Regions from separate parts of the Mus musculus genome. Here all the other regions are linked to region 2. Evidence: chromatin loops called from intact Hi-C (ENCODE). Cell type or tissue: heart. All regions are shown on one strand. Each heading gives the region's core, and the rest is flanking DNA. Links, peaks and the distances in the headings are about the cores only.

The links. A loop is a pair of places that touch in the nucleus more often than their neighbours do. Peaks named below come from ENCODE experiments on the same cell type or tissue, not always from the same donor. Only the 100,000 strongest peaks of a DNase experiment are listed, where the experiment ranks them.
Region 1: it touches region 2 in a loop (2.0-fold over the local background); 5 of 42 quality-filtered maps call a loop at or near these places.
Region 3: a loop joins it to region 2, with 6 times the contacts of the local background. A loop is called at or near these places in 5 of 42 quality-filtered maps.

The regions. Positions count from the first base shown.
Region 1 is chr10:97,387,130-97,395,472 of GRCm38, reverse strand. It overlaps Gm34114 (a long non-coding RNA gene), which reads left to right. Exons shown (of 4, transcript XR_380718.2): 4 at 4,565-6,715. Among named protein-coding and RNA genes, the nearest start is that of Mir3966, 32 kb to the left of the region's middle. In heart, for the core only: no CTCF peak of the experiment used is centred there; DNase peaks (open chromatin) are centred at 5,062 and 7,812.
Region 2 is chr10:97,476,111-97,484,453 of GRCm38, reverse strand. It overlaps Dcn (decorin), which reads right to left and starts at 4,954. Exons shown (of 8, transcript NM_001190451.2): 1 at 4,665-4,954; 2 at 896-1,115. The coding sequence starts at 1,091. In heart, for the core only: no CTCF peak of the experiment used is centred there; DNase peaks (open chromatin) are centred at 2,053 and 4,893; H3K4me3 peaks cover 970 bases.
Region 3 is chr10:97,375,335-97,383,677 of GRCm38, reverse strand. No RefSeq gene overlaps it. Among named protein-coding and RNA genes, the nearest start is that of Mir3966, 44 kb to the left of the region's middle. In heart, for the core only: a CTCF peak has its summit at 7,695; a DNase peak (open chromatin) is centred at 1,897.

The DNA.
Region 1 (8,343 bases), core at 280-8,279, 89 kb after region 2:
AGGGTGGCCCCAACCTCCTATTTCCTGAGGTTGCCTGTTTACATTCTTTCTGCTGGCCCTCAGGGCTTGGGTCCTTTTCCCTCAGCCAATACTAGATCAGGTTCCCCTCTACCCCCTACTCCCCCAACCCCATGTCCACTTTCCCTCCCAGGTCTCTCCCTCCCTCCCCACTTGTGAATGCTTTCTTCTCTCTCTCCCAAGTGGGACTGAGGCATCCTCACTTGAGCATTTCAGCTTGTTGACTTGTTGATCTTTTTGAGTTCTGTCTACTGTATCTTGGGTATTCTGTATTTTTTTCCCTAATATTGACTTATTAGTGAGTACATAGCATGCACATCTTTTTGAGTCTGAGTTACTTCACTCAGGATGAAATTTTCTAGTTCCAGCTATTTACCTGCAAAACTCAGGATGTCCTGTTCTTAATAGCTGAGTAGTATTCCATTGTATAAATGAATGGGGCTGCCATCCTACAGTTACATCTCTGACCCATAATTGTTCCTGTATGAAAGAATTACATGGATGGAAATGCAGAGGAGCCTGAGGAAAAGAAGGTCCAGCGATGGGCCCAAAGTGGGATCCAGCTCAAGGGGAGGTCCCAAGGCCTGACACTATTACTGAGATTAAGAAGTACTCTCACAAAAAGAGAATTAGCATGACTGCCCTCTGAAAGACCCAACAAGCAGCTGAAAGTGTCAGATGCAGATATTTCTAACTAACCAATGGACAGAAGCAGCTGAACCCTGTTGTTGAACTAGGGAAGGCTGAAAGAAGCTGAGGAGAAGGGCAATCCTGTAGGAGGACCAGCAGTCTCAATTAATCTGGACCCCTGAGATCTCTCAAACACTGAACCAGCAAACAGACAGCACACACCAGCTGATATGAGGCCCCCAACACACATACAGTAGAGGACTTCCAAGTCTGTGTTCATTCAGAGATGATGCACCTAATCCTCAAGAGACTGGAGGCCCCAGGGAGTTTATAAGTCAGGTGGGGTTGGGGGCAATCCACGTGGAGATGGGGGTGGGTTGGGGAGGAGGTGTGTGGTGTGGAACATTTGGAGAGTAGATCTGGGTGGGGGTGAGGGATAGAATATTGAGTGTAAAAAAATAAAAATAAAAAATATAAAATATAAAAAATCAATCTCACTGCTTCTGTAGAGTTCAGTTCTGAACGCCTCCTTCTGGTGACTCACAGATTCTTGAACCTGTACCTCCAGGTTATATGATGCTCTCTTCTGATTCCATGAGCACTCAGACACCCTTAGTATACACACACACAAACACACACACACACACACACACACACACACACACACACATGTGAGCGAGCACACACACACACAGAGAGGCAGAGAGAGACAGAGGGATAGAGACAGAGACAAGAGAGAGACAGAGAGACAAACAGGCAGAGAAACAGAGACAGAGAGACATACACAAATATAAACAAAATTTCTTTAAATGTATTTTCATATTTCTATAACATCCACAAATGCTTAAGGTATCTATATTATACCATGTTATAAACAATGTGAAAATCTTCCCCATGGTTATTCTGTTGGTAGTGATGATTGGTTGGTTGGTTGATTGGTTTGGCTTTAGAGGTTTACATTTTTTCCAGCTTTTGTTCATGTATGTGGTGAACGTCATTTGTGTCAAAGTTGTCCCCCAAATATGAAAGTCTGAAACAAGAGTTAATTATACTTAGATCTGCTGTTACTACTGTGGGATTTGCTTTTGTGACTCTGATCTGCTTGGCTGGTTCCAAGTTATCCTTTAAAATTCCACTCAAATATTGCAGGTTCTGACGACTTTTCTAGCTTCTTTGGATAAACTTGTTCTTCACTTATATCTTCACAGTGGTGTTTGAAGTTTCATCAGTGTGTATCACATGATAATTTAACCATCAAATTTCTCAACAAGATCACAAATTTCTCCTGGGCTGGGATGATAAACACATACCTGAACTCAGAGTCCTCTCTTGACATGACAAATTCTAGCACTGAATTTATTTCAAGACTGCAGGAAGTGTCTGAGTAGAGGCTGCCCATGGTCCTCACAGGATTCCAGAAAGCATCTGTGAACCATGACTGACACTAGGAAATGAATCACAGAGATGTCTCTGTTATTTTGTTTAAGAAACGTCCTGGAACCTCTGTGGAATCCAGTGGAAAGTGACATCAATTTCCTAACTGTAATCGTAGACTAAATTGTTATTACCAAACTGTCTGACCCAGAACACTGTAAATTTTATTTCCAGACTATGAAATATTACAAACCCTTGAACACTTTCATCATTACCATGTCAGGGTTCATTTTGCTTTCCACTCAAAACTTGATCCTATTTCAAGAATTCTCTTAGTAAATTTCTCAAAGTACAAAATCTACTATACAATGTGTTCAGGCATAACTTTCTGCTATAAATATGATATATCTGTGATTATATACACATATATGTTCATACATATATATGAATTTATGGTGGATCCTTCTGGAAAATTACCATTTGTACTTATCATATATGTACTTCATATCTATAATATATGTGAAGGAAGATGCAAATCTGATTTCACATGTACAAATTTCATATAAGGGTTCTGATGCTGAGAAAGCTTAACTCAGTTAATGCACAGCCATCATTATTTGCCTGAGGTGAAGGAAAGTCTCTAAATGCAGAACATTTTATTGTAAAACCATAAAGTTTGGAGCTGGACAGTTGGCTCTGTGGTTAGGAGCATTCTTGTTCTTACAGAGGACCCAGTTTCTAGCACTCACATGGTGACATGCCACCTACAACTCCAGTTCCAGGGGATACAACACCCTCTTCTGACTTCTGTGGGTACCAGGCACACATGTGGTGCACATAAATCATGTGGGCAAAACACTCACACCAATAAAATAAATATTCCTAAAAAGATTTGTTTTAAAGACATGAAAGTGCAGGGGGGAATCACAAAGAAGAGGTTATTTTATCTTGTATACAAACTCACAAGATAAGAGGTAGATATAACCTTCTAAATATGGCCTACACATGTCCTCCCATTCTGTATTCAACCAACATGTTAACTCTATAGTTATTAATACTCTATGGTATTTTATCTATGGCATGTCTTCCCATATTGTGCCTCATGCTGTACAAATAATAAAAATCTTCAGAAGCAATGAAAATATGCTGGGGAAGTACTTTAATTGAATTTTAAATTATGAATTAATAGCACAATTTGAGTTTCAGCAACAGATGTTCATCTTCTCACTACATGCCTCAATTATTACCTAATAGACTGATTTTATATATTTTATGCTAACATATAAAAACCATTCAATTATTTATAAAATAAGTATTAATTTCTTCAATTATATTCCTGCTCTAATTTCACTATAGAAATGCAATGTTTTGCAAATGTTCATGTTTTTAATGATCTTAGGTGTACCCCAATCATACCCCTCCAAACTTAATTTTAAATACATTTACAGTAATGAGTAAACAAGCAAGACAAATAATATTTCAATTAATTAGCAATGAAAAGCAGCAAGCCAATGGGAGAGCTATGGGGAAGAGTCTAAAAAAAAAATGGAATGAGGAGACAATAGAGGTGTTCAGACCAATAAGTAGTGTTCCTTCTCCAGAGGATGCTCTGGAATTAACCTATTATTTTTCTTCAGTTTCTTCATCTCACTTGTATGTTTATAAATAAACATAGTACTTCTTTGTGTATAGCTTCTAAAGATTCCATTTCTTTTGATTCCTTTCTCTGAAGCCGTGATTGAAAACTTCGTACAGATATGAGTGTGTTTCCAATGAGTGATGATAATTTGAAACTCAAGAGTTTGTGTTAGAAAAAAATTGACATAAATGTGTTGTTTATAATACTATATTCTCATTCCACACACAGTAGCATGATAATATATCACATTTGGAAACAGGTTAGGGTATTTCATCATACATTTCCAGTCTACTCTGATCATCAAGAGGGTCCTGAGGAAATCCTGTAAGAGTATGAGAAAGAAAAATTATTTTTATCTTGTTTATGAGCACATATATAGCTTGCCTATGGGACCACAATGCATCCTGGGAAATAAAGTGGATAGCTTTGAATAAGAAACTGGATGGTAAAAACTAATACTTTACATAATTTTACATATAGCTATTTCAAGAGAATACTCTGAATTCATGTTTCATAGGGAACTTGTTAAAGTGAAAATTACAATCTATTAACTCTGTCTTATGCAAGCATTTTGGATTTTTAACATGCTTCCCAGTAATGTCACTAATGTATCACAAGATCCTGGGTAGATCATCAAGATACTGGGATCCGCAATGGTCAAAGGGCTGATAAAGGTTGCACTACTATAGAATCATCATGACATGTTACCTCCTACTAGAAGATACTGGCTTCTAATTGATGCAACAGCTGCTGTAGTACATTCTGCTTACTATGAAATTGTCCAAAAATAGATAATTTACAAATACTCAGAATTTATTTCTTATAGTGTTAAGAACAGAAACTTGAAAATCCAGAAGCCAGAAAGTATAGTGTCTTGAGGAGTCTTTGTTTTCTGTTTTACAGATGGTGCCTGTCATTTGTGTCCTTGCATGGATGGAAGAAAGGGTTCTCTGAGGGGACTTCTTTTAACAGCATTCATTCTATTCTTGGGTGTTTTGTCATGTGACCCAATCAACCCTACTCCCTAAAAGCATCACGTTAAGAGCTGAAATTGCAACACTTGGATTTGGGAAAGAAAAAAAAAAAAACAAAACAAAACAGAAATATTTAGACCATTGCATGACATGCCAGGGAACAGGGAGGAGAAAGTATTGTCGAGAACAGATTGGAAGGAGGTTTGGGTAATTCATTGTTGAGAAAAAACTTAGGATATATAGAGCACAGGGGAGTTTGTTGAAAATAAAATATTTTAAAACACAAAGCAACTGGTATAGTATACAATCAGTTGTGTAGAGAACACATTTGAGCAAACTTCTCAATAACAAGTCACCACAAGGAGAGGCAGCTACAGCTGGGTCCGATTCCCAGGAGTCATCCTGGAACGGGAATTCTGAAAACTGAGAGGCAACATCTGCACGATGTTTGTCCCAAAAGTATCCTCAGGGGAGAGGGACCGCACATGGGAAGGCTTCTGGAGAGCAAAGAAAGACGTGGACCCTTTCAGCTGTTAGAGAAACACAAAACAGGGGTTGGGGGAGGGGGCATCATTATGAGAGTTAACATTACTTGTTTGGGGAAAGGAACCCTTGAAAAATAAGATCAGACAGAAGAAGAAATCCCACCAAAATACACAGGAATGGAATGATGAAATAGGAAGAATGCCCAAAGGAGTACACATGGAGAAGAACCCTTGTAGAAACCATCAGACATAGTGAGACACGTTTATACAAACATTGTGGAAAGACCCAGGTGATGGTTTCTTGGTTTGGTTTGAGCTAACATGACCAAAGAAATGCTGGTATGAATTGGGGAGGTCTAGGGCTTGAACCTACAGGGAAGTGCTGAAGGAGAAGAAACAAGTCCACAGGATAGGAAAATAGCACTCCTAGGGTGCCTTTCCAAATTAAAATCAGCCACTTTTATGAATCACTATTAAGACAAAATCCAGTGACATCATCTAAAATTTTGGCAAATCCTTACAATCTGGTTTGACAGACTTAGGGGAAGTGATTTCATCACAAAACCAGGAACTATTTTCAACAGCTGGAAAAAAACAACAACCTAAGTAAAAAGCACTGTAAAAATAAAGTGACAGAGACAACAATAAAAGCCATTGAGTAAGGCGTTGGAAAGCATGACACAGAAAGTAAAACAGAGAAAGGGAAGGCAGCAGAAGTGAAAATAGGAAGCCAGGTCATTTGGGGAAAATTGGGTAGTTTCTAGCCATCTACATCCCAAACATGCTGCAGAAAGCTCCCCACCCACCCTTCCCAGAAGCTAAAAATCCTTTCTCATAGATCTCTTCCCCCACTCACTCATTCCCATTCATTCATCAATAGTTTCAAAGGTTACTCTTCCTTTTTATTTGACACACAATAATTGTACAGAATGACAAGGTGCTTTCTGATCATTTGATGCATGCGTGCAATGTACACTGAGCAAATTGGGCTAATGAAGCCAACTATGGTTGAACACACCTGTAAACCTATTATTCAGGCTAAGTCAGGAGGATTACTGTGATGTTGAAGCCAACATGTTTTACACCAACATACCAAGTACATGCATAGACATACATGGGTAACTAGAATTTCTATCTCAAAATTTAAGCATTTGCCTGTGTTGAGACCCATAGGTTCTTCTCTTTGAGCTCTTTACAGAACAGATAATAAATGTCTTAACAGTTGCCATCTTAAAATGCTATATATAAAATACTAGAACTTACGTCTCTTATCTAACTGCGTATCTTATTTCCAACCTCCCATTGTCCTCATTCCCCACTTCCCTCCCTACCCCCTACAGATGAGCACTCTACGTTCTTCTGTGCTTTCAGCTTACACACTGCTCACTGTTCTGCTGATGCTGGCTTACGTCATTTACTATAACTTTCAGTTTTATTCATATCGCTCCAAATAGCAAGCTTCTATCTTTTTTTTGTGGTTGAATACTTTGGTTTAGTATAAAGTTTTCTTTATCCATTTATCCATATGCGGACAACTAAGTTGATTCTGTATTATGTTTAAATATTTATTCAATAAATTCATTTTATTTACCTTTTTTTTCCTGTCATAGTTCCACTCTATCCTTCTCAAGACTCCTCCTCCTAATTCCCTTTCCCACATCCTTATGCTTGTTTTGTTTTGTGACCCATTGAGTTTAACTAAGGCCATTTGTGTGACCATTAGAGTAGAAATGTCCACTGGAGCCTGGTAGGCTCATCAATGGGTATACACTAGCATGAGTTGGTATCTTCTGGTTTGTACTTCCAGAACCTTGAAAAATCAGTGATGAGAGTTTTGCATAGCTGATGATTCTTTGTGTATATGCTTTTAAGTTAAATGCATGTAGGTCTTTTGTACATTTTTAATTTGATTATTCTGTTGGCCAATCTGTTTAAATCCCTATAAAGTCAAGATATTAATCTCTTATTGGACAGTTTGCAAAGAATGTCTCATATTCTGTTTATTTTTTCCTTAGCTATGTAGAAAGCCTTAGTTTGATATAATCCTCTTTAAATACTTTGGTTTTTGTTTACTGTGTTTTAAAACTATTATTCAAATAGTATTACCTATACCAATTATTCTTACTTATTATCACTCCACTGTCGGAACTTAATTAAAAGGATATTTGAATAAATTAAAATAAATTTGCTATGTTTATTCTATTGAAATAAAAATGTGAAATTATAGTTAAAACAAATCTTGTGCAGGAATCATTGAAATAGGAAAGAGAGACCTCAGCATCAAACTGAGCTCAATTATGAATATAATAACAAGAAGTCAGAAATTATGATGAAGGACTAGGCTGAGACAGAAATTGTTGATGAATAAAAAGTTATTGCTAAGAAATGTCAAAGATTAGGAGAATTATGTCTAAAGAAGACGTCAAAGGTGAGAAAATTCTGGATAAGAAATCTTGGCATGATTCTTACTGAAGGCAGGTCTGAGCTATCCAATATACCTGAGAGATAATGGGAGATGGAGATTTGATCAGACAATGATGTTTGGCAACTTTGTTGGTTAACGTAGAAAGATACTTGGCTGGATATATCTACCTGTGAAAAAGCCCATTGCAACATCCAAGGATGACACCTAGCCAAGTCAAGGACATAAGGGGCTGGATGAGAACTGGTTAAGGGCAGCATCATTATCAGATGCTCCAAACTCCTCCCACTCCTGGAGTCTCCTGCCCTTCCAGTGTCTGCCCCAACATTCCTCTAAAATCTTTTCTTATAGCATCATTGCCAAAACAAATACCAGTCTTTCTCTTTTTCTTGTGTGCTTGGCCCAATTATATGAATTATTGAGCAACCTGATAAACAAATTTAAAAGTGATGCTTAATAGCATTTTCTATCTCATTTTTCCACATATGTTCGTAAAACCAAGCAATGTTTATTTCCAAGTCATAAAATCCAAGTGATGTTTACCAGGTCACACAGGGGACAGCATCATGGGCATGCCTTGGGAAGAAGATAAACCCTAAGCACGGTCATTTTTAAACTTTTAATTGGACTTGGTCTTTGTCCAATTCTTTTAATACTCAATGTTCTCAAACCTTTCAGAGTTCATCATTGAACAAAGTGGGAATGTGTCCCAAAAGCAAATGACCCCTAGAATCATCACCAGTAACGATGTAACAGAAATCTTGGGGAAAATGTAGAAATCAGACAAAAGTATAGTTGTGA
Region 2 (8,343 bases), core at 151-8,150:
TTTTTTTTTTTTTTTGCGATAAGAAAATAGACAAGTAAAGAGAAGAAGGGAAAGCAGCTGCCATGGGAAGCCAATGCATTAACCTTTGGCTCAACTGCTGGGCCTCCAAACTTTCTGAAGATTTATCTTCTAATCATGTGGCTTTTGGAATTCCAGGCCAATTTTTACTTTCAAACAGATAAGCCAGCTCTCTTTAGTGTATTGAGCTGAAGTTTCAGAACATGAGATTATATCAGATATTTACATTGTGCTTTAGTTATAAATATTCCTGTTGAATAGTTCTAAAGACCATAATCGGCTGCCAAAGCTACATGGGAACCCAGACCAGAGAATGCAGGGAATGCCTGTGCATCTTGAAGATAATTTTTTGTTGCACAATCCATCTCATTTTGCTTCTGATAACTATGCATTTTGCAAGTTAGTCACGTTTAATCTCTGTTGCCTGGAACCTGTAAAGAGTAAAGGGACTTTCCAAGTTTTCATAGTATCTAACACTTTAGGAAACCAAATCAAAAATTTAGAAAAAGAAACAAAAATGAAAATGGGAAAGAATAAACATCCCCCTGGAAACACAATATAGATGATGTATTGGTAGACATTTTACTTTGCAAAAAGGGGATCTATTCAAGTCATTAAGTTTTTTTTTAAAGTGATTCACTACAAACCTTTGTAGACCTGATTGAAAAGGGTGAGAGGTGGGGCAGTGTAGCGTGGAAAGCCTAAAGTGTCCTAGCCTCAAAGTTAATTCTTTTTCTCCTTGACTATTTGCCCTACTCCTCTTTAGGGGGTGTGTCTCTTACTTCTGGAATTGCAGAGATGAGACCTCAAAGGGCCAAGCACTCAAGAGAACTCAGTTCCATGAAGAAGAGGCATACCTTTGGCCAGACACACTTACCCAGATCAGAACACTGCACCACTCGAAGATGACACTGGCATCGGTAGGGGCACATAGATATCAGGGGATTGTCAGGGTCATAAGGGATTATGCCAGAAGCCTCATCTTCTAGCATGAAGTCAAATAAGCCTCTCTGTTCAAATGGTCCAGCCCAAGAGACTTGTGCCAGAAGGAAGAAGATGAGAGTTGCCTTCATGATTATCTCATGTATTTTCACGACCTGGGGACCAGGGAAACAAAGAGAAGGGTTTCTGAGCAAGGATGCCACTTGATTTATGTGCAATTTGATACATAATATATCATAGCAGAGTGAGAGCACAGAGAAAAAGTATAGAAAATAACATTTGCCATGAAGAAGTCAAGCATTCAGCAAAAGGTCTTTAAAAGGAGGTAAAGGTGATTACAGACATAAGTAAACCATTTCCTTGCCAGTAGCAATTCAAACAGTATGAAATAGTGTGTCTCATCTTGGGGTATGGATTAAGACGATATGCCAGATCACTGTCAGGGTGTCCTTGAATAAGAAATCATGGTTGTATTACCATGTTGGCTCAGTGCTGTCATATGACAGTCAAATAAAACTGTGCCTTTGTAGTAAGAAATCTCCAACTTCTTCCAGAGACATCTCCTTAAGCCCTATTCATCTCCAGATCCTCCTGTGTTTCCTTTGGTCTCATCTACCACCCCATAAAATTGTTGTAAAAGACTCCAACTTGTTTCTGCTCTAAATATTTCTATTATTTCAAATCATCTTCCACCATGTTGCTGCCCAAGCCATCGTATAAAATTTAAGGTTCTTCTGTACAGATCTACTGACACAATTTTTTGACATCTTCTGACCTGTCAATGATAACCATGGTTCCTAAGTTGGTTGAGAAGCCAGACATTATTTGGTATCAATTGGTACTTAAAGATACAATTCTCTGCATTTTCTCTCTCCCACTTCAACCCAGACATTTTCTTTACTTCAACCCCCCACACTTAGACAGCTTTGCCATTTTGATTACCTACCTTCTGAAGAAGTTTAAAGGTTACGTGAGATTCTGGGTCTCCTGCCCCTGTCTCCCCTCACTTCTCCTCTGAGCAGGGTGCTGCTCGTTACCGCTTCTGTGATCTGAAGCACGATATTCTGACCTCTTTTAATGAACTTATCATGTTATAATGGGCTTTCTGTGTTTACCCCAACATTAGTGGATGTTCTCCCTCAGGGCGTGCCTTAGTATTCCTTGTTCTTCACCCATGCCTTGCACAATATTTTGAACACAAGTGACTCAGCTACCATCAGTTTATTAATAACACAGTGCATTCTGCTGGCTCCAAGAAACCAAACAAGTCTGATGTCTTAGAGCCCAAATTGTATATTCACAGCAAATTTCTAGTTATTTGGATATTAATTAAAGATAACTCAAAATGAACAATCAAAAGAGATCAAGCCACCTATTTTTTGAACGGACATGGCTTAAGATCCCTCTTCAGCTCTTAGAAGTCATCCTCAACCATTGAAGGCATCACTTTCAGACTCGTGATCTCAAGAAGAGCTGCATCTCTGCAAATATGTTGGATTTACTCGCTACTATGTTTCCATATAACAATACACAGAATGTATAGCCTTGAAGCTTTTTCCAAAAACACTAGGAAATACACACACACACAAGTTAAAAAAAAAAAAAACTCCACACATTCATTTTTAATTTACATCTAATACTGCAGTATGTCTAAAACAGAATACTCCATACATAATTGTGATTTCTCAATTTAAAAAAAAATCATAAAGATTGTGATTCATCCAACCTCCCCAAGTTCAAGGGCAAGTGTCCTCTAGTAACCCAATCCCACTCAGCTGCTCTTAAAGGGAGGTTATTGTTTAGGGATGTTTATTTGGATTGCAGTAAAGGAGAAGACTGCTTCACATTAAAATAGAATGTTTATGGTTTACCACAAGTTTGCTGGACTTGCATATTTAATGCCTTGTAATTTTAGGAGAAGAAAAGAAATGAAACAACGTAATCTCAGATTTAATAAGAATAAGGAGCATTTCTGGAGATGTCTCTTTGTCATCTACGCTCCAAAGCAGACATGCCTGGTGACTTCCCTATCAACCCTAAAAAGGAAATGTTGAGCCCAGGCTCTGAGGAACACCATCTTTCTTTATATGTGTTTACCTTGTTAAAATAGGACAAATTCTCTGCTCAATCTTCCTTTAGACTAAAGCCTGATACAGCCAGACTGCATACCACTTCATTAATACCCTCTCTCTCTCTCTTTCTCTCTCATGTGTGTATGTGTGTATATGTGCAAGTGTGCATGCATATATGCATGTTTTTGAACTCTGTTATCCTAAAAAAATGCTTATAAATTTTCTTCCAGTTCTCCCATGAAATTTCTTTTAAAATATTTTTTATACTACTCAAAGATCCAGCGTGTTTAGAGCAATTAACTTAAGAGAAATCTTAAGAGTCACTGGTCCTCAACATTTCTTCAGTGTTTTTTTTTTTGTTTGTTTGTTTTGTTTTTTTGTTTGTTTGTTTTTTTTTCCTTTTGTTATAAATGGCAACTAGAACAACAAAAAACAATTTACAAACGAACAGGTTGTGACTGAAGCAACACTATATCTTGTAGAAACTGTTCCTCTCAAATATTTGTAAAGCCATTTTTCCACTAAAAAGAGTTGTTTAAGTTCCGAAATGTCTCACCAAAAGTAATCTGTCTGGCCCCAAAACAATCTTTCTTTATTTACTTAGCTATTTCATCCAGGTTAACTTTTGTATAAACATACTTATACTGTTGTTAGGTGTTTCAGAGTTAAAACTTAACACGTATGTATGAAGTGAATCTGTAAATCCCTCATTTTAAGGTGAATTTAAAACTTCAGTAACAATAGGAATAATTAAAATACAAGCAATAAAAATACATTTGTCCACAAACAAGAACTACAATAAAACCTATGTTTCTTTTGGAGAGGTCTGCTAAAATAAGCAGCTGCAGGAAGAAAAAGCCACAGGCACAGAGATCACTGGAGTCACACACTGGGGCACACGTAACCAGTGGTCCTCTGCTTACTCTGCTTTAAGTTAAAATGAGAATCAACCCCCACCCTCACCTCATAGTGAATGCACCTCATAAGAAAGGTTAATTTGCATCGAAAATATTGACAGAAACATTTATAACCAAAGAGCTCTGCAGCTGTATTATCTCAGATCTTTAACATCATAAATATTTCCTGTGTTCCTTTTCACCTTTCTGGTAATAATTCCTATTCATTTCTGGTGTTGCAGAAGTAGGCATTATATTTCTACAGCCAGAGACTTGTCTTGCTGATGTTTTAAAGATTGTGAAGTATGCAAGAACACAGCACGAGAAGAAACCCTTAAATACCTAATTTAGGCACAAGCAATATGCTAGTTACGAATGCTTTTCTGCTGACAGTTTATAAAGAGCAAAGCATTTCATCAGTACAAACACAAAACTACCAATATAGACAAGTCATGGTGTTAGGTTACAAGTTTTTAATAAGCATATTTGCAAGAACAGAAGCAAGAGCACAAAACCAATGCATTCAAACAGTTTTGCCTTTTTGTTTGTTTGTTTTACCGAGTACTTAACTTCTGTTTTCAAGCAATTCATTTCTAACGTTGTCTAAAGATTACTAAAAGTTTAGCACAGCTTCCTTCTCGTTCCTTTTTCTCACCAGATATTTTCTTCTGCCCTCCACTTGACAGAAGCTTTATTAGCCTGTAGCAGAGTTCAGGACAATTATTGAAAGCCATACCTTTTAATCCGGGTATTTGCCACAGGAGCCCTCAAAGCTGCGATGTAATTAACACTAACTATGCAGCCCAGGCAAAAGGGTTTGCAGGTGTGGAAAGAAGGAGGAGGGGGTGGTGCTGCCCTGTGACTGTCACTGGGTTGAAAACCTCCTGCTTCTACTCCATAGCACAGTTAAGAACTAAGGTTTCACTGCGTGAGCGCATCCAGCTGACACCCACATTAGATCATATGGTAATGATACGTCTCTTGTATTGTAGCCAGAAACTTTATCGGCCCCCTTCTCCCTCCCCCTCCACATTTGCTTTATCCCTTTGCATCCGCCCAGCATTCCAAACTGCTTTTGTAGTCTAGTGGAGCAACTTGATTTGAAATTTGTCTTTTTTTTTTTTTTCTAAAAGATTGTAACTGAAGAATTTGTCTCCCCACCCCCAACCCCATTCCAGTCTCCACCCTTTCCAGTCTTGTTTGTAAGTAGTATTTATTATCCTTCTGAAATGACTTTTTTCCCCCTTGCTTTGGAGATGTGTGGGTCTGGAAAATGGAATGGCATTAATCCTAAAGCTTTTTTAAATGTGGTCTGCAGAGAAGACTAATTAGACTTCCATAGAATTACTCCTGGGCTCTGAAGTTCAAGTGCTCTGGAGTTCTCTGTGCATTTTGAATGCATTTCTATGGTGTTCTGGGACAAAGCCAGAATTTAATCTGGAAAATATGTTGTTTATTATTTTCATTACCTACGGCTTCAAAAACTTCCTTACTGTCTATTCTTTGCTGCTGTTGTTGAATAAAACACATAGAAACTAGACACTGATTACAATAAGATTTAGTTTGTAAGTAAAGAAAAAAATAATAATTTTTATAGATGGGTCCCTTATGTAATTAGGACTTTCTGTGGCTCTTTTTAAATTTCAGTAAATAGGCAGGGGGAGGAGAAGAAAGTGCAAATTGAGTAACATGTTTATTCAGGCAGTGAAGAAAGTTTTTGGAGATTTTATAATTCCATCTCTGGATGCTGTGGGTTGCTCTGTTTGCCTTCCCAGGTTCTGACTCGCATTTTTCTGCTCAGGCCTCCAGGCTCTGATCAGGTGGGGACTTGAAGCCACCATCTATGAAAAAGGAGGAGATTCCCCCTATCCTTCCTTTACCCACCTAAGTGCATGCTTTGACAGGAAATATTTTTTTATTTTTATGGAGCTGGAAGGAATTAAATTCTTGAGAGGGAATCTGAGGGAGGGGGAGGATGTAGCTAGACTTATTTTGACTTCTTTCCCAAGTCTAACTGCCTGTCTTTTAACCTCTCCCTCCACACACTCCATTCTTGCAGAGTCGAAGCATGCTGAGTGATTCTGTTGAGTCCAAGTGTTCGCTGACATTGGTGTAAGGAACATGCCCTTTCTTCTGGCACTAATTGACTTTCTCCTCTGAATGTTGCTTGTATTTATAAGTTTCTTCTGACATGCGATAACTCCTTGCTCATTGCCTCACTCCCAGAAAACACACATAGTCCCTCTAACACAGTTACTATAGTCATTGTCTTTCTTAATCGATGATTTGTTTCTTAGCAACACTGAACTTCACTCTAGTGAGTCAGGACAAATTGTGGCAGCAGTCATTGCCTAATGTAGAATAAGACAGGAGATGAAAGCAAAGAAATAGGAAAGAAAAGTAGAATAAAGTTGGCAAGAGGAAACAAAAGATGCATATAAATTAGTTTGAATTTTTACTGGTGGGGCTGTTAGGTTTAAAGTTCATATCTGGGTTCTTCCCTTTGATGACAGGTTTAGGAATTAAAGCAACTCCCCTAACCTCCCCAAGCTTCAGTCTCTGCACCTGTGGAATACATAGAAAACGTAACTCAGTGGTTAGTCTTAGATGGAGCTTGAAAGCAGACAATGTATAGAACAAATTTATTTCAACTTACTTTCAGTATAAGTGCGCCATAAATATTACTTTCCATTATTTTCTGGTGTGTTATATAGTTTACAATTGAACTAGCCAAGAAGAGTTGCTCCTCCTGTTTTGAAAATATAAAAATTGAGAACCAGTGACCTCTCCCTGCCCATGAAGCTAAGTAAGACCCAAAGCACAAGGCAGCTCCCAGAGATTCTAATTCTGAATCCAGGTTACATAGCTGTGCTTCATCATAAGGAGAATGAGCACACACACAGGAAGAGTTACTGTTAAATCTCTAAGATACGATGCCTTCTCATTTTCAAAACTGCACACAAGTTCAATACCGGGACCCAAGAGACAGCTTAGAAGACAAAGGTACTTACAGCTCCTAGCCTGTCAATCAGCGTTGAACCTCTGGAAGCCAGGTAAAGGAGGAAGTAAAGAGTCAATGCCTCAACCACATATTACACACACACACACACACACACACACACACACACACACACACTCACACACACACACACACACACACACACACACACACACACACACACTCACACACAGGCACTTTAATCATCATTGTAATCACCCAATATTTAAAAAGTTTTAATAGTTCGTAAACCTTGTTTAAGGATATATAGAGACAAATGCTTTCCCTATGTAATGTTTTTTTTTTAATTTAATGACAACTTTTAAGTTTCTTCACATTTATCAAGCTTCATTTATGAACAGCTGTTATATATAAGTGTTATATCAAGTATATGGTTCTTTTTTTTTCATTTTTTTTTAGGTGCAAAAACATAGGATCATCACACAGTCATATACAGTTAAGTAAAAGCAAAGTCAGGACACCGTCCATGGGTCTCAAGTGTCTGCACTGTAACGTAAAGAGTGATTCAGGGGGGCTGGAGAGATCTCAGTGGTTAAGAGCACTGACTGCTCTTCCAGAAGTCCTGAGTTCAATTCCCAGCAACTACATGGTGGCTCACAACCATCTGTAATGGGATCTGATGCCCTCGTCTGGTGTGTCTGAAAAGAGCAGCTGCGTACTCACATACATAAAATAATAAATCTTAAAAAAAAAAAAAAAAAGTGACTCGGAGGCAGGAGACGGTGCTTTGTAGAGATAGCTTAAGCTCCCCTACCCCGGGCTGCAATGTGAGGGTTGGATTTTCTGAAACCATGGGAATTTAGATATGTGAAATATTCTGGTTCAGAGTGAATACCACAGATGTTGCAAAAGCCACTCACACCGTGATTCCCACCGACAGCCCACCAGCAAGTACAGTTGCAGTTGCACTGCTGTCAAAGTCTACTCACTCCTCACCAAAATCATATCCAAATGAGTTAAGTCACACCCTGAACACTACAGTTCTGACGAGTACCAGAGCCCAGCAATGCCTCCAGACACCCTTTTATTTTCTAAGAGGTCTGGAAGCCGGTGACTATCTTCGGAAACCTGATGAGACTGTTTTACGTTTAGGTTCTGGTTCTCCAAAATGAAGTCAGGATTTGAGGGGATTTCATCGCTGTAGACCTTAGCAACAAAGACAGAATTCTTTCTCAGCAAAGGATCATGGGTAGAGTGGGATGCAGGAAAGCTGGAGATAGGTTACAGGCAAACCAAATGTGTGCAGAGAATTCTTGCTTTGGCTCTCTTCTTCCTTTACATCTCCAACCCACAATCATCGCCTTCATTACACTTTCACCTCGCACAAGTTTAGCTTCACTCTTCTGTTCCATGGACATTCAACATTTAAGATGTGGGAAGCCATTGTGCCGCTTTC
Region 3 (8,343 bases), core at 280-8,279, 100 kb after region 2:
TTTTATTCATTTGAGATGACTTTTAAATAAAGTATAAAATAATTATTCAATTTCTTTCTCTGAATGTAGCTATCAACTTTTAGATTATTTTAGTTTTTTGTCTTCTGTTTCTGATAGAGTGATATATTATATAGTTCAAGCTGGCCTTAGGCTCAGTATGTAGCCCAGTAGAGCCCAACTCATGATCTTTTGTCCTCTGCCTGCCAAGCACTGAGATTACAAGAATGTACTATTACCCTGCATTTTGGATATCTATTTTTAAATAATACAGTCATTTTTATTTCTTAGGGTCTTCACAGCACATATAATTCCTTCCCGATGGTTCATATGGAAACCATTAATATTGGTAACTTGTATCATTTTTTTTTTTAATAGTGACTTGCGGAACACTCAGAAAATAACCTCAGTGGCAAACCTGCTTCCACATGACACCAAAGTGACAACAGGAAGAAATGGTAATACTAACATTCAGTGGAAATGAAATTGCAAAGAAATGGCTTCCTTTATCCACTAGGAGCTACTCACTGATCCCAGCATTCTAGGTTTGTTAGAAAGAGAAGCAGAGGAGTCTGTTTGCAGGAAAGGGACTTCTAACGTCCAGGTGGGTAAGGAAAGGACAAAGAGGTTCTAGCAAACTTTGATGGGCCTCAAAGTGGTATGCTCATGGCCAAGTCCAAGTAAATATTATTTAAATAAAGCTGATTCCCCCACCCTTCATCTTCTTTCTTGCTGATAGCATAACAAGAGTCAACAATGCCCATTTCTCAGCCATGCTCTGCTCTGTGGGGTCAGTGTTTTTACAGCCATCAGGATATATGTTGCTGCCTTTGTTTTTCTTCTCCTAACTTAAACACACACACACACACATGCACACACACACACACACACAGAGAGAGAGAGAGAGAGAGAGAGAGAGAGAGAGAGAGACAGACAGAGACAGAGACAGAGAGACATGCACATGCACTAATAGAGAGTGTTCACAAATTATAAAAATTACAAAAATTGACTGTGTGATTCAAACCCTTCCGGAACATAAAACAAATATTTTGTTTGCTTCTAAGATCCAGCTAGAATGCCAGGTTTGACATCATCTCCAAAGAATGTAGTCATTTCTGATGTTTTACTGGAAACCTCAAAACTGTTGACACCATGAATTCAAAAAACAAACAGATGGGCATGTCTCTGTGACCTAGGTTGGGACATATAAATATTCCGAGATAAAAGACAATGTCTCTTTTAATGTTTGTAAATAAAAAGAATTTGCCTATGTCATCTTAGCCACCCATGCTATGCTTAGTTCGTGGGGCGTTTAATGTGACTATAGCTGTGCTAGGTGGGAAAATACTCAACCATTATCATAGGATGTCTCTTTTAAAAGAGAGAGAGAAAGAAAGAGAAAGAGAGAGGAAGAGAGAGAGAGAAAAAATCACCCAACACTTTTTAAAAAGAATAAAACAGGCTATTAGACCAAACGATTCAAAATGAGAGTAGCAAAACTTTTCAGTTATGGCAAAGTGAAAAAAAAATATTTTCAATGAAAATTTTATTTAATAAAGATTTGCTTTTTATCTTATCAACCAACAAACAAAAACAGACAACATTTTGCATAGAATTGCACTGGACTTCAGCCGGAGGGTGGGGGTTGGGGGGGTTAGTTTAGAACTTTGTCTCTCTTGTAATCTGGAAAAGTCCAAGAAAAATTATAGTTTCCTAGGCAGGCACCCTTTAATCTTCCATTTGTGTTGAAAAGGGCCTCCAAAAAACAGTGATTGTGTAACTTCTAAGTTTGAGGCAAGAGAAGTTAAAAATCACTGCTCCTTAGAAATCAGTTCTGTGTTGGTGCATCCACAAAAAGATGACTACTTGGACATAGTTTTAGCCAATGGAAAGTCTGTATTAGCCAGCTGGCAACTGCACTGGGTGTTTGGGATCCCACTGAAGCCTTGAGCCTTTCTCAGGGTGAGATTTTGAGCACAAAGAAACCAGATGCTAGGTTGACATACTTCAGTTAATAAGATCAGTTAGCCAGAAGAAGAAGCAAAGAAACCCAAAGGCAAGGTTAGTAAGTTTAGGCACTTTCCAACAAGGCATATGATGCTACTTGTTGAGTTTCATGGCATGAGTGCTACTTGAACTATGGAGTTGGTTGTGCTTAGGTCTGAGTGCCTACTAAGGTCTAGGGCCCTGTTAGAATTTCAGAAAAACCCTTTACCTTCTCACACAGTATTTGAGATTAAGAGAATATGTGTGTAGGTGTAAATTTTTTCTCTTTCCTCAATTGAAGTCACCTCATCAAGAACTCACTACTTTTTTTATCAAATGAGATCAGACCTTAAGTGTTCCTTGTAAATTGTTGGTTGATATATAAAACTCATACATATTAATGAGACATTGTGCTGTATTTTAATACCAGTAGGGATTTCAGAATGTTTAAAGAAGGATAAGCGTAGCCCTTTCCTCAAACATCCTCTCATTGCTTCAGGATAAACTTTCTAAGTTCTTTGTTCTATGTATCAGACATACAGATCACATTATTTTTTTCTATTGCTACCATACTGTGCAATAGATAACAGGAAGTCGTGCTCAAAGTCACTAAGGGCCCAGTTAGCTTCTGTTGTACTATCACTCAACTATCACACAGAAGTTGATAAACAGAAATCACATTTGACAAGTATGGTATCAGAAATAGTAAGAGTTTCATGACTCGTTGATAAATGGTTCTTACATACTTGGGTGCAGGTTGGGTGCAAACTTGGGTGCTCAACATTAATATTTTCAAGGCAGACCCAGTGGACAAGTTCTATAATCCCATTAATTGGGTTGCTGAGACAGGAGGACAGAATGAGCAATTCAGAGAGACTCTGCCTCAAGAATAAAGAGACAGAGCTGGTGATATCGTTTAGTGATAGAGCCCTTACCTAAAACATGTGAGGCTCTAAATTTAATGCCCAGTGTCACAAATACAATAATAATAAATACAAATTAATGTATTCTATCTTGTTTTCCTACTGTTCGAAAAGGGAATTGTCTAAACCAATCTTTGACCAATGTAATTTGATTAAACTTGTAATCGGTGGGTTGTTACTGCATTCTGGCAGAAGCTCTGCCCATGTCAATGATATTCAATAAATGGTGTGTACTGAGGTCCTCAGAGTTTCCCTTCAGAGAGCAGGCGCATAGTAACGAGGTAAGCAAAGAGAGAGAAGGCCCTATGATGAAACGAATAAGTCCTGCTGAAATGCGCACGGTAACATGAGATCGCACATTCAGCAAAACTGAACTGTGTATTCAAGCCTTAGCCACATAGAATGAGCTGATGCACACACTGAAGAAATCAATCTTATTTGGGAAAAAATGTTTCTAAAGTAATTGTCTGGATACCATGGTTTTTAAAATAATTTAATGAAGGTATATTCCTCTTAAAACATTCAGAACTGGATAGGTAAAATGCATTTGTGGCTTTGAGAGGGAGGATAGAGATGTGCGGGTTGGAGGCTTGTTCTGGAGACCCCCCCTCCCTCCTGTCTCCCTTCACTCTGAGCAGATGTCTAAGCCAGAGCAAACACTGATGCTTCCAGATGAAATTAGATGCCACTTCCATTGTGCATACCGCTTTCAGAATGTTCAAGACTAGCTTCAGGCTATTCTAGACTATGGAGATATCTATCATGTGGGCAAGGATACCTGGCTGTGTTATGGATACACTATCCAGCTGAACAGATAGGTTTTCCCCTCTTCTTTTTATTTTTTATTTTTAAAGCTGTTACGAAATGTTTTTCACAAAGTGTCCAACTCTAAATGTCTAATGAAGGAGTCATAGAAACCCACAAGAAAACGGTAAATTTCACTATTGAGTAGAAGTTTTCTTGTTTTCCAACATCTCCACTTATGGCAGCCTCTGCCAAAAACTTACTTTGATTCTTACTCTGACAGACAATTTAAGGCAAAGCAAAGTTCCTGGGTACACACTTCTCATAAGAGATTCTTAAGAGGGCAGGGGGACAGAATGGCAGCAATTGGCATTTCGTTTCTAATTGTTTTTCTATCAGACGTTCAAATGGGAGCATCAGAGCCCTATGTGAGAAGCCTTCTGCCCCTCATACAGCTGAGGTTCTCCTGTGCAATTTTTCACTGTCCTTGCATTGATTATTATACACCATTCAGAGAATTAACAGACTTCTGTCAAGTAGGAATGTGATATTTCAAATGAACTCTTAAATAGTAGGAAAGGGGCCTTGAAGGAGCAATTGGTGAGCTACAGACACATAGAGGAAGGTTGTACAAATTAAAGTTGATAAACTGGTGAATAAAAAAAGCAAGACCCTTTCTGTTGTCCAGAAAGTGTGTGTGGGGAGCTGCTTATCCATTTCTTTTGATCTGGATAGTGTTGGCAGATGCTTGTGGGGAAGTGCAAAGGATTCTGGGAGTAGGCAGTGATCCATGAAGACCTAGACAAAGTTCTCAAAACTGAAGACCTGTCTGGTGAATTTGATGGCTGGGATAAGAAAACACTGTCCCATCACTGGGACCTTCACTTAGCCTTGTTTTATGAAAGCAAATATCACATCACCTCCCTTTAGAACCATTTGGGACCAAAAGACTGTAAAGTAGACATGGTATCTGAACCTCCTCACAGTGTTGGTTAATCAAGTGCTGATAACAGCTGTGGCTGTTATAAACAGAGTTATCTATAAGATTTAGAGTTAGGATAACATTTAGAGTTAAGGATGGCTAAATGAATCAGGCTTCTATTCAGAAAGGCAGGAGTATCGCAACCAGAAGATTGATGCCAGCGATCCTGCACTGATTTCCCATAAACAGGATGATCCCACTTCTATGCCGAGGAATGCATGTGTAAGCCTGATTCATGATCTATGAACACCCAAGGGCTCAAGCATGGATAACACGTCAAGTGCAGATCAGATCCATACAGAGGCCTTCTGTACTTAACTCAAGGATTCAAACAAGTTTACATTCACGACAAATATTATTCTTTCTTTACATAAGAAAATTCTAATAACTGGAATTGCAAAAACTATTGATGTATGCCAGGCATGGCTTGTATGGTAGCTCCTTAGCAAAAGTCTAAAGAAATCAAGAAGTCAGCATAAACCAATCTCTACTCTGGGATTGGTACCAGAGGGAGAAAATACAAAATACTTGAAGTCAAAAGCATGGATTTCAGTCTGAGGAAACATTTTGAAATGTTGTCTTTATTATTTTGGACAAATCATTTAGTGTCCTGGACTTAGCTTCCTTGTCTTAATGACACAATTGTGCCAATCACCCTTGCTCTTCCTCTCAAATGGTTTACGGAGTGTGTTACATTTGTTGACTGGGCTCCTCTGGAAATGTGTGCTTGGCCCAGCCAGATTACTCGTTGTTATGCAGTTCTTCAGCTTTAGAGCTGCCTATTTCAATGGCTGATGTGCATCAGACACTCAATGGGAAAATTAACATAAAATTGAGTGGTCAGCGATGCAAGGGCAGGGATGCAGAAGCGCATAAAGTGACAGTCACTTGAACGTTGTTCATAGATACTTGGAAGTTTGCCTCTGAATCTAAGTAAACTAGGAAAGAAATGCACTTGGTGACTTGAATGTCATGCGTGAAGGTGACTTTGTGTCCCCTTCTCTCTATGACCTCCACAGTTAGTTATCTACAACAGGCTATCCACAGTGGTAGCAAAGGCATGCATAGCACCTTCTGGTACCATAAAAGCAAGTCCTTAGGAAGGCTCTCCATCAAATCCAGCTCAAGGGCCTCCAGGGTCTGTTTCTGAAAAGCATGGTGTCTGTCTCCAGCAATAGGGACTTAACTTCTGCCTCTGTGTGGGCAACCAAGGACAATAGCAAGAGGCTGTATGTTCTGGGATCTCTTGGACATCCCTGACCAACAACTCAAAACAGGGCTTTTTATGTCTGGCACTGTGCTTTTGATCCCAGTCCCAGTGGATCCATTTACAAAACGCTCCCTCACTTTGGGATCCGGGAAGATTCTGGAAGATGGGATTTGAAGGACCATTAAGGGACACAGGAGATTCATGAGAGATTGTGTCTCCTGGAAGTGTCAAAGGCTACACCAATAAAGTCTCACTAGTATGAATGCTGAAACATGAAGCTGAACAAGAACAACAGACATGCCAACATAGGTGGAGAAAGCCCACAGAACTATAACCATACACAAAGAACGACAGCCACATAAGGAGTGATGAGAGAGAGAAATAATATTTCTCCTGCAGGAGCATATCACTTAGCTATCCAATACCAAAGAGTCAAGCCTGAAAACATACATGAGTAACATACAGACTAAACTGCTTATATTTATGAATATGTATGAATATACTATGTGTACATATATGCATGTAACAACAATGAAAATTTGAACAAGAGCAATGAAGTTGATGTGGGAAGGATCAGATCAGTGGAAGGAAAGAGCGGAAGACATGATGTCTATAATCTAAAAAATACTATAATCTAAAAAAGAAAAGACTAAAAGGTAAATTATATGGTAAAAGTAAATTAAAGAAATAAATGACTACCCACATGTGCCCTATTCAATATGGCAGCTACAAATATTATTCTTTCTTTACATAAGGAAATTCTAATAACTGGAATTGCAAAGATTATTGATGTATGCCAGGCATGGCTTGTATGGTAGCTCCTTAGCAAAAGTCTAAAGAAATCAAAAAGTCAGCACAAACCAATCTATACTCTGGGATTATATGGAGCTCCTAACCACTTTAATTAAGCTAAAAAAAATGCAACAGAAATCAACTCATAATTTTATGTAACGTAATTTGATGTTGAGTTCAACTCAATGGTCCCATGATTAAAGGGTACTCTGTTAAGTAGCGTAGGTCTTTAATTTACACGCTGAACAAATGATCACATTTCTTGCTGGGATTCTGAGAGCATATTGTGGCTAATATTAGCATGTGCCCAAGGAAGAATCATTATAAGGAAATTTCAATTGTCAAAATTAAAGTTGTGCTTCCTCAGGCTCAGATCTAGTGCATCTCTTTGGTAAATCCTGCACAGTCTCACGAGAGGAGGGAGTGGGTGTTGGGTCCTGTCCGACTGCATTCACGCCTTCAGCTTTCTGGGACTTTGTTGCCTCCTTTATACAAGGAAGCTGTTAGATTTACACACTGGATGGGAGGATGTATATATTTGCTTTTAGGACTCCTCTGTTATTTCTTGTCTCGTGTGAATCTTTCCAGCTTGCTCTCCTCTTGCTTCTTCTGTTTGGTTGCATTTTAAATAATCTCCTGATTGAAAATTTTATTCTTCTGGATTTGGATTGTCTGGAAGATGTGTTTATAAGAGTCTAGACGTGTATATATGTGGCTTACACACTTTAATTCAAAGGATAACTGCAAATAGATCAACATAACCTTTTAAAAAAAGAAAAAGAAAAAAACATTTTCCAAAGATCTAAATGGAGGAAAGATCGTTGTAAACTTAATAAACTGCAATGTTAAAACCAATCTAAATCACAAAATCAGATTTATTTGTATCCTAGGAGCTTGTTGAGCACAAGTAGCTGCATTTGCAAAAATGCAGATTACTGGTGTGGCCAGTAACCAACTAGAGTTAAAGAAGAAACAATTCTGGAAACTCTGGTCCCTCTGGCTCCCCCGGTTCTCTGCTCCCTGGTAAAGATGAAGAGTACACAAGCCCCACCTACTGGACAACATGGGAATAGCACCCAAGAGCTCAACTTTAATGTCTGTTAACTGGCTTTTGTTTGTTTGTTTTGTTTTTCTTTTCTTCTTCTTCTTCTTCTTCTTTTTTTTTTTTTGCCTTTTTAAAATTAGATATTTTCTTTATTTACATTTCAAATGCTATCCCGAAAGTTCCCTATACCCTACCCCCGCCTTGCTCCCCTACCCACCCACTCCCACTTCTTGGCCCTGGCATTCCCCTGTACTAGGGCATATAAAGTTTGCAAGGGGCCTCCCTTCCCAATGATGGCCGACTAGGCCATTTTCTGCTACATATGCAGCTAGAGACAGGAGCTCTGGGGATACTGGCTAGTTCATATTATTGTTCCACCTATAGGGTTGCAGATCCCTTCAGCTCCTTGAAAATGTGGTACATTTACACAATGGAGTACTACTCAGCTATTAAAAACAATGAATTTGTGAAATTCTTGGGCAAATGGATGTATCTGGAGGATATCATCCTTAGTGAGGTAACCCAATCACAAAAGAAGTCACTTGATATGCACTCACTGATAAGTAGATATTAGCCCAGAAATTTAGAATACCCAAGATACAATTTGCATATACCCAGACACTATTGCATTTGCTAGCAAGATTTTGCTGAAAGGACCCTGATA